Linked DNA regions of Homo sapiens: region 2 is linked to region 1. A link is an interaction called in ENCODE POLR2A ChIA-PET data of the cell type or tissue named here. Cell type or tissue: MCF 10A. All regions are shown on one strand.

Region 1 (4,000 bases):
TTATAGTTTCTTTTGTTGTGCAGAAGCTTTTTAGTTTAATTGGGTCCCACTTGTCAACTTTTGGTTTTGTTGCAATTTCTTTTGATAACTTAGTCATAAATTCTTTCCCAAGGCTGATATCTAGAATGGTGTTTTCTAGGTTTTCTTCTAGGATTCTTACAGTTTACAATCTTACATTTAAATCTTTAATCCATCTTGAGTTAATTTTTGTATATGATGAAAGGTAGGGGTCCAGTTTCATTCTTCTGCATATAGCTAGCCAGCTTTCCCAGCATATCATTGCTGATTTTAACCACAGCTTTAGCCATTGCTAATAATCCAACCAGGAAGACTACTTTTGGAGAAAATGGATTATAAAATGTCTATATAAGTATTGCCTCCGGAGGCATTACTTATCAATTGTAATTGGCCCTCCTGAGAAGCTGACCCTTGGAATGTGAAACTGAATTTGAATGGTTTTGATGGTAGTCTCTGTTGGCATTAAGAATGTGTCATCATGATGGTGCTAGTGGTAGAGCCATAGCTGATTGCAGTGTATGTAAAAGAAGTTTAAATGACAGTTTATATTTTTCAAAATGAGTTTATAGTGAAAAGAATACATTGATATAAGAATTTACTGAGAATCTGAAAAGATAACTGACATACAAAGACTCATTTATTCACTCATTCATTCTCCAAATATTGTAAGAAATTTGTTCTGATCATTTATTTTTTTCCAGGCTAGGGGCTGAGGATGTAGGAGATGCAGCTTGGAAATCTGTCATCTGAATAAATGTGTCAAGGTTAATTAAATGGGGTGACACAAATTCTGCATACTCTTGTACATAGATGATGGGGATGGCTAGAGCCAATGTAGGAGGTGTCAATTTAGAGCCTTATCCCCAACTTTCCTGACCTGCATTCCACTAACTGTATGTAACTTTCAAATAGGCCACTTAACCTTAGCTTTTGAGTAATCTTAGCTGTAAGAGTTGGGGTGTATTGTCCCAGGGAAATCCTTTCTTAAAAAGCCTATTGATTCTCATAAGAGCAAGGACTATCAGTTAGTCTGAAGAAAAGAGATGAAGCCACAGCCACGAATCAAGGGGGCAAAGCTGGGCCCATTTTGGTTGTTTCCATCTGTGTCTTGTTACAAAAGTCTCCATGTCATCGTATGTTGTTATGTCTCTATGCAACGCTGAATATTTGTCTGCTTTGCAAAGGTCAAAGGATGGTTGTCCCAATAACCCCTTTGATCCTCTATCACCATATCCAATCATCATGCCTCATCTATGAGGATCTGGGAGTGGATATGCTACACACTCTGCTGATGTGTAGATGTGCATATCATTTATCAAAGATTGCCATAAGCACATCTGTATTTTGCAGTAATTTTCCTAGCCATTTTATTTTCAAACATTACTGGCACATTGCCTGATATCCTGATAGCATGAGTCACATTGTTCCAACACATAGTCAGCACAGAAATGCACACACACACAATCCACATTGAAAATGTGTGTCTCCTTGGTGTTTCTCCCTAAGGCAGCATAGATTTCCTTTCATCATCTTACCACAGCCTTAGCAAGCTTTCAACACAACAAGGTCATTTCATAATAATTATGCAAGCATGTGTGAGTGAGCCAAGAGCTCTGGCAATACACACATAGTATTAGAATAGGAAAATTCACATTCTGCCCATTCCCTGTACCTAGTATATGCTTGAGCTCTGTGGAATTTTGCCTGTTTGAGCGGAAAGCAAACTGGATTATGGGTTTCCTGAGAAATATTTATGGCAGAAATTCTACTCACCTTTCAACATCTCAAGAACTCAAGAAATCAACATGGAAGCGTCTTTGGTCTCAGCTCCTTTATGCAGAGAGTACATCTCTCACTAACTCTTCCTTCCCTGGAAGAGTTCTCCCTAATCCTTACAGGTAACACTTGGACAGTTTATTTCCAGGGCTTAGTTAAGAACATTGACCTCACTTACTTTTTCCCTTCACATCCTATGGGAAGAAGACATATTGGGAAAACAGAGCTGTGAGTTCATGGTTTTAGTGTATTTTCAAATGTGACTAAGTTTCTTCTGGCTTCTAAGGGAGTTGGATGATTTTCTAATTGTCCAGATTAAAACAAGAGTGCTACTAACTTGGCATGGGCCTTGTAGCATCATCCTATTTTATGAAGATACTATTTGTTAAGAGGCAGAACACAGGTGCACTGGCCCAGCAAATCCAATGATCAGTGGTATCCATATGTCCACTACATTGTTTGCTCTCTGAATATATTATTTATTGAAGTTTTCTTGTAATCAAAGCATATAGACTATATTCTCCAGTCAGGGAGGCATTCTTGGGGCATGTCCTGGTTGCTATGACAGAGTAGTTTGACTTAACAGTGTCAATCTGAGCCTTCATTACTAAACCCTACAAAATATGGTCACCATTTAGTTGACATCCTTCACTCTGATGATTAAGAATGATGAGCTGTGTAGAAAACTGGTGTTTCCACTTAACTTATTCATTCCAGGCAGTGTTTCCCAAAGCCTGAGCCAAAGGCCATCTGCATCAAAATCATATGTGGGGACACACGTGTTACAAAAATCAAATTTCGGCTGGGCACGGTGGCTCACACCTGTGATCCCAGCACTGTGGGAGGCCGAGGTGGGTGGATCATGAGGTCAGTAGTTCAAGACCAGCCTGGCCAATATGGTTAAACCCTGTCTCTACTAGAAATACAAAAAAATTAGCCAGGCATGGTGGCAGGTGCATGTAGTCCCAGCTACTCTGGCGGCTGAGGTAGAGAATTGCTTGAACCCGGGAGGCAGAGGTTGCAGTGAGCTGAGATTGCACCACTGCACTCCAGCCTGGGTAACAGAGTGAGACTCTGTCTCAAAAAAAAAAAAAAAAAAAAAAAAGAAATGCAACCCTACCAAATCAGCGTATCCAGAAAGGACCAGCAATCTGAATGTTAAAAGAATTCCCCCACAGGACTGTTTATACCCATTAAAGTTTGAGAAAGCCTGCTGTGAGTGAAGTGAATAAACTAGAGTTCTTGCATAAGGAGGGGTGCTAGTTTCATGGAAAATGCCAGGATCAGGAGAATTATTGCAAATGCACAGTCTCACACCTTCTTAAGTTCCAGTTCTTTGTTTCTCAAAGTGTGGTTGCTGGACCAACTGTATCAGCATCAGTCGGGACCTATTTGAAATTTGGAATCTCAGATAGTATGTCAGAACAACTGTCAAAATCTACATTTTAACAATTCCCAGGAGATTTGTGTGCATGTTAAACTTAAATTTTGAGACACATCAGTCTATGTGATTTACAGATCTTATTGTCATGTCTGCCTGTCTTGCCTTTTTTTAGAAGTCTCATCAGTCTATGTGATTTACAGATCTTTTGTCATGTCTGCCTTTTTTTAGAAGTCTCATCCTCCTCTTTTCTAGGTCCTGAAAACTCAAGACAATGGAACAATGCCAAGCAGTAAGATATGGATACAATGAGTAAAATCTAAAGATTGGTTCCTTTAAGACAAAGGGATCAACATGTAATAACTTGGAAATATATAGCAAAGAGAGAGCCAAAGACGTCTTCTAGCCCTGCACTTTGCCTCCTACTAGAACCAGTGGGAAGATGCTCCAGGAAGTTAGCAGAGTCAGTTACAGTTAACTGCAGCTCAGTGTAAGGAAGAAACTCAACAGTGGAGTCATTTTGAGAGGGAATAGGTTATTCTGAAAAGTAGGGAGTTTCCCTTCCCTATGGGAGTTGAATCCAAGGTTGGATCTTTTTTTTTTTTTTTTTTTTTTGAGATGTGGTTTTCCTATGTTGCCCAGGCTGGAGTGTACTGGCTATTCACAGGCATAATCACAGCATAGCACACCCTTGAACTCCTGGGCTCAAGGATCCTCCCACCTCAGCATCCTGAGTAGGTGGGACTACAGGTACACGCCACTGCACCTGGCCTGGATGATCATTATTAATGAATGTTTTGTAGAAGGGATATAAACATGAGATTG
Region 2 (4,000 bases), 200 kb after region 1:
TTCTATTAGTGTTTCAAGAAGCAAGGACATTTAAATGAAAAAAGAAGAGGAAGAAAGCCCTCTGTTAATTTGAAGCTGAGCATCTGATCCACTAAAATTGACAAAAGTATCCTCTTGAAAACTGCCACTTTCCAATAATACAGCCCCACAGGAAGGAGATGTGCTGGAGAAAGAGCCAGTTAGTATGACTATTCTTTTCTTCCTATCAGTGGAGAGTCATGTCTTTCACTGCAAAGAGTTATTTTTCAGATTTTTTGAAAAAGGGCTTTCTTATAGATGAAACTACACAGAAAACTCATTTGTAAATGTCCCTGTCTGAACACTTTTCCACTCACTTCAGTGTTATGAGTAGGAGTCCTTTAAAAACCTCAGATGATGAATTGTTCTGTGACATGCAAACAGCTCAAAACCTGTTAGCTTTGAGAAGCTCACCACTAGCAACTTGCCTGTTCCCAAGTGTCTTGATTTTGATTGGTCAAGGAGAGGGCAAAAAGATTAAAATCTGCCTAAGCCAAGTGAGTATGCTTCACATATTTAAGGTCTACTTGACTCAAGGAGGGGAAACTGACCCGGCCATCAGGCCATAGATTTTACCAGCCCCACCCTGAGTTCACATAATGAGTCATAGCCCAACTTCTTATAACTGCAGAGGGAGGCCGCTTCTTCCCTTTCTCAAAGTAGTTGGCAAACTCCTCAGAGTGATGACCTCTCACAAAGAGTTAGACAGTCATTAGCGGCTCAGCCACCAAGCCTATTGGTGTGGACTGAAGGGGAATCATTCTGCTGAAGTAAAACATGACTTTGACCTGGACGTCAGAGCAAAGCAAAGGTGGGACACCACAGCATGGGGGGTGCCCAGATGGCAGAGGCCAGGAAGTCTCCGAACAAAAGGGAAAGAAGAAATCAAACAATTTTCTGCTCCATTTTATCTCGATTCCTTGACATCCAGACCAAACCTGATTACACGGGCTTGTGTTAGGACTGGGCAGACCTGAACATGTCTGTAATTCAGGCTGAATGAGCTTTCCTGAAGTTCACATGCATACCTCAGGTTTTCCTACCACTTTCCCCCCTGCCCTGCCACTCTCAAGACCACCAGCCCCCCTCTTTCTACCCTGCTATGGATTCTCAGAATGCTTTAAAGAAGGTGATAGTTGAAATTTGGAAGAGCTTACTTAACAGTGGTGAGGGGAAAAAAAAAAAAACAGAACTCATTTTTGCACCAGCAGCTCCTTTTCCCAGTATAGCCAAATAATGACAGTTTAATTCAAAACATTCATCGAGAAATTCCTATACAAAGGCCACTAAATGAAAGAGCAGACAGCAAAAAAGCATCAAGGTGTGAGAAAAGGAGAATAAAGCTTTTGAATCAACTCTGCCAGGATACCCTTAAACAGAAGTGGGGTGGGGGAAACCAATCTTAGAATTAAGTGATTTGCGTAAGATTAATCTGGAAGGAAGGGAGGGGAACCAAACCTTACCAACATTCACCAAACTTTAAAAAAGTTTTTCTTAACCAGGAGTAAATAGCATAATCGTATACCTGGGGATTCATGCCGAAACTTCTGAATCAGACACCCTGGGGCTGGGAACTAGTCAGCCAGGGTGTCTTCTGGATCACACACCCTGGAGAATGTGGACTTTAACATTTCTTCTGAGTAATTTTGGCCTCCAGCCTGAGTAAGGATAGTTCTAGACCTATAGTTCTTAAACCTAGATGAGTAATTATAAGAATTACCTAGGGGAGGAGCCAAGATGGCCGAATAGGAACAGCTCCGGTCTACAGCTCCCAGCGTGAGCGACGCAGAAGACGGGTGATTTCTGCATTTCCATCTGAGGTACCGGGTTCATCTCACTAGGGAGTGCCAGACAGTGAGCGCAGGTCATTGGGTGCATGCACCGTGCACGAGCCGAAGCAGGGCGAGGCATTGCCTCACTTGGGAAGTGCAAGGGGTCAGGGAGTTCCCTTTCCGAGTCAAAGAAAGGGGTGACGGACACACCTGGAAAATCGGGTCACTCCCACTCGAATATTGCGCTTTTCGGACCGGCTTAAAAAACGGTGCACCACAAGATTATATCCCACACCTGGCTCGGAGGATCCTACGCCCGCGGAGTCTCGCTGATTGCTAGCACAGCAGTCTGAGATCAAACTGCAAGGCGGCAGCCAGGCTGGGGGAGGGGCGCCCGCCATTGCCCAGGCTTGCTTAGGTAAACAAAGCAGCCTGGAAGCTCGAACTGGGTGGAGCCCACCACAGCTCAAGGAGGCCTGCCTGCCTCTGTAGGCTCCACCTCTGGGGGCAGGGCACAGACAAACAAAAAGACAGCAGTAGTAACCTCTGCACACTTAAATGTCCCTGTCTGACAGCTTTGAAGAGAGCAGTGGTTCTCCCAGCACGCAGCTGGATATCTGAGAATGGGCAGACTGCCTCCTCAAGTGGGTCCCTGACCCCTGACCCCCGAGCAGCCTAACTGGGAGGCACCCCCCAGCAGGGGCACACTGACACCTCACACGGCAGGGTATTCCAACAGACCTGCAGCTGAGGGTTCTGTCTGTTAGAAGGAAAACTAACAAACAGAAAGGACATCCACACCAAAAACCCATCTGTACATCACCATCATCAAAGACCAAAAGTAGATAAAACCACAAAGATGGGGAAAAAACAGAACAGAAAAACTGGAAACTCTAAAACGCAGAGCGCCTCTCCTCCTCCAAAGGAACGCAGTTCCTCACCAGCAACGGAACAAAGCTGGATGGAGAATGACTTTGACGAGCTGAGAGAAGAAGGCTTCAGACGATCAAATTACTCTGAGCTACGGGAGGACATTCAAACCAAAGGCAAAGAAGTTGAAAACTTTGAAAAAACTTTAGAAGAATGTATAACTAGAATAACCAATACAGAGAAGTGCTTAAAGGAGCTGATGGAGCTGAAAACCAAGGCTCGAGAACTACGTGAAGAATGCAGAAGCCTCAAGAGCCGATGCAATCAACTGGAAGAAAGGGTATCAGCGATGGAAGATGAAATGAATGAAATGAAGCGAGAAGGGAAGTTTAGAGAAAAAAGAATAAAAAGAAATGAGCAAAACCTCCAAGAAATATGGGACTATGTGAAAAGACCAAATCTACGTCTGAAAGTGATGGAGAGAATGGAACCAAGTTGGAAAACACTCTGCAGGATATTATCCAGGAGAACTTCCCCAATCTAGCAAGGCAGGCCAACGTTCAGATTCAGGAAATACAGAGAACGCCACAAAGATACTCCTCGAGAAGAGCAACTCCAAGACACATAATTGTCAGATTCACCGAAGTTGAAATGAAGGAAAAAATGTTAAGGGCAGCCAGAGAGAAAGGTCAGGTTACCCTCAAAGGGAAGCCCATCAGACTAACAGCGGATCTCTCAGCAGAAACCCTGCAAGCCAGAAGGGAGTGGGGGCCAATATTCAACATTCTTAAAGAAAAGAATTTTCAACCCAGAATTTCATATCCAGCCAAACTAAGCTTCATAAGTGAAGGAGAAATAAAATACTTTACAGACAAGCAAATGCTGAGAGATTTTGTCACCACCAGGCCTGCCCTAAAAGAGCTCCTGAAGGAAGCGCTAAACATGGAAAGGAACAACTGGTACCAGCCGCTGCAAAATCATGCCAAAATGTAAAGACCATCGAGACTAGGAAGCAACTGCATCAACTAACAAGCAAAATCACCAGCTAACATCATAATGACAGGATCAAATTCACACATAACAATATTAACTTTAAATGTAAATGGACTAAATGCTCCAATTAAAAGACACAGACTGGCAAATTGGATAAAGAGTCAAGACCCATCAGTGTGCTGTATTCAGGAAACCCATCTCACGTGCAGAGACACACATAGGCTCAAAGTAGAAGGATGGAGGAAGATCTACCAAGCAAATGGAAAACAAAAAAAGGCAGGGGTTGCAATCCTAGTCTCTGATAAAACAGGCTTTAAACCAACAAAGATCAAAAGAGACAAAGAAGG

What was found. ChIA-PET counts read pairs that join two places held together with the same protein. Peaks named below come from ENCODE experiments on the same cell type or tissue, not always from the same donor. Only the 100,000 strongest peaks of a DNase experiment are listed, where the experiment ranks them.
Region 2: POLR2A ChIA-PET joins it to region 1 with 10 read pairs; 1 of 35 experiments calls an interaction of 5 or more read pairs at or near these places.

Annotation. Positions count from the first base shown.
Region 1 is chr2:66,188,247-66,192,246 of GRCh38, forward strand. No RefSeq gene overlaps it. Among named protein-coding and RNA genes, the nearest start is that of MIR4778, 170 kb to the right of the region's middle. In MCF 10A, no CTCF peak of the experiment used is centred here; a DNase peak (open chromatin) is centred at 1,515.
Region 2 is chr2:66,389,390-66,393,389 of GRCh38, forward strand. LINC01873 (long intergenic non-protein coding RNA 1873) reads left to right here. Exons shown (of 3, transcript NR_130931.1): 2 at 10-106; 3 at 1,524-3,061. Among named protein-coding and RNA genes, the nearest start is that of LINC01873, 8.1 kb to the left of the region's middle. RefSeq lists enhancers at 448-742, 1,435-2,047, 2,048-2,658. In MCF 10A, no CTCF peak of the experiment used is centred here; DNase peaks (open chromatin) are centred at 662 and 1,632.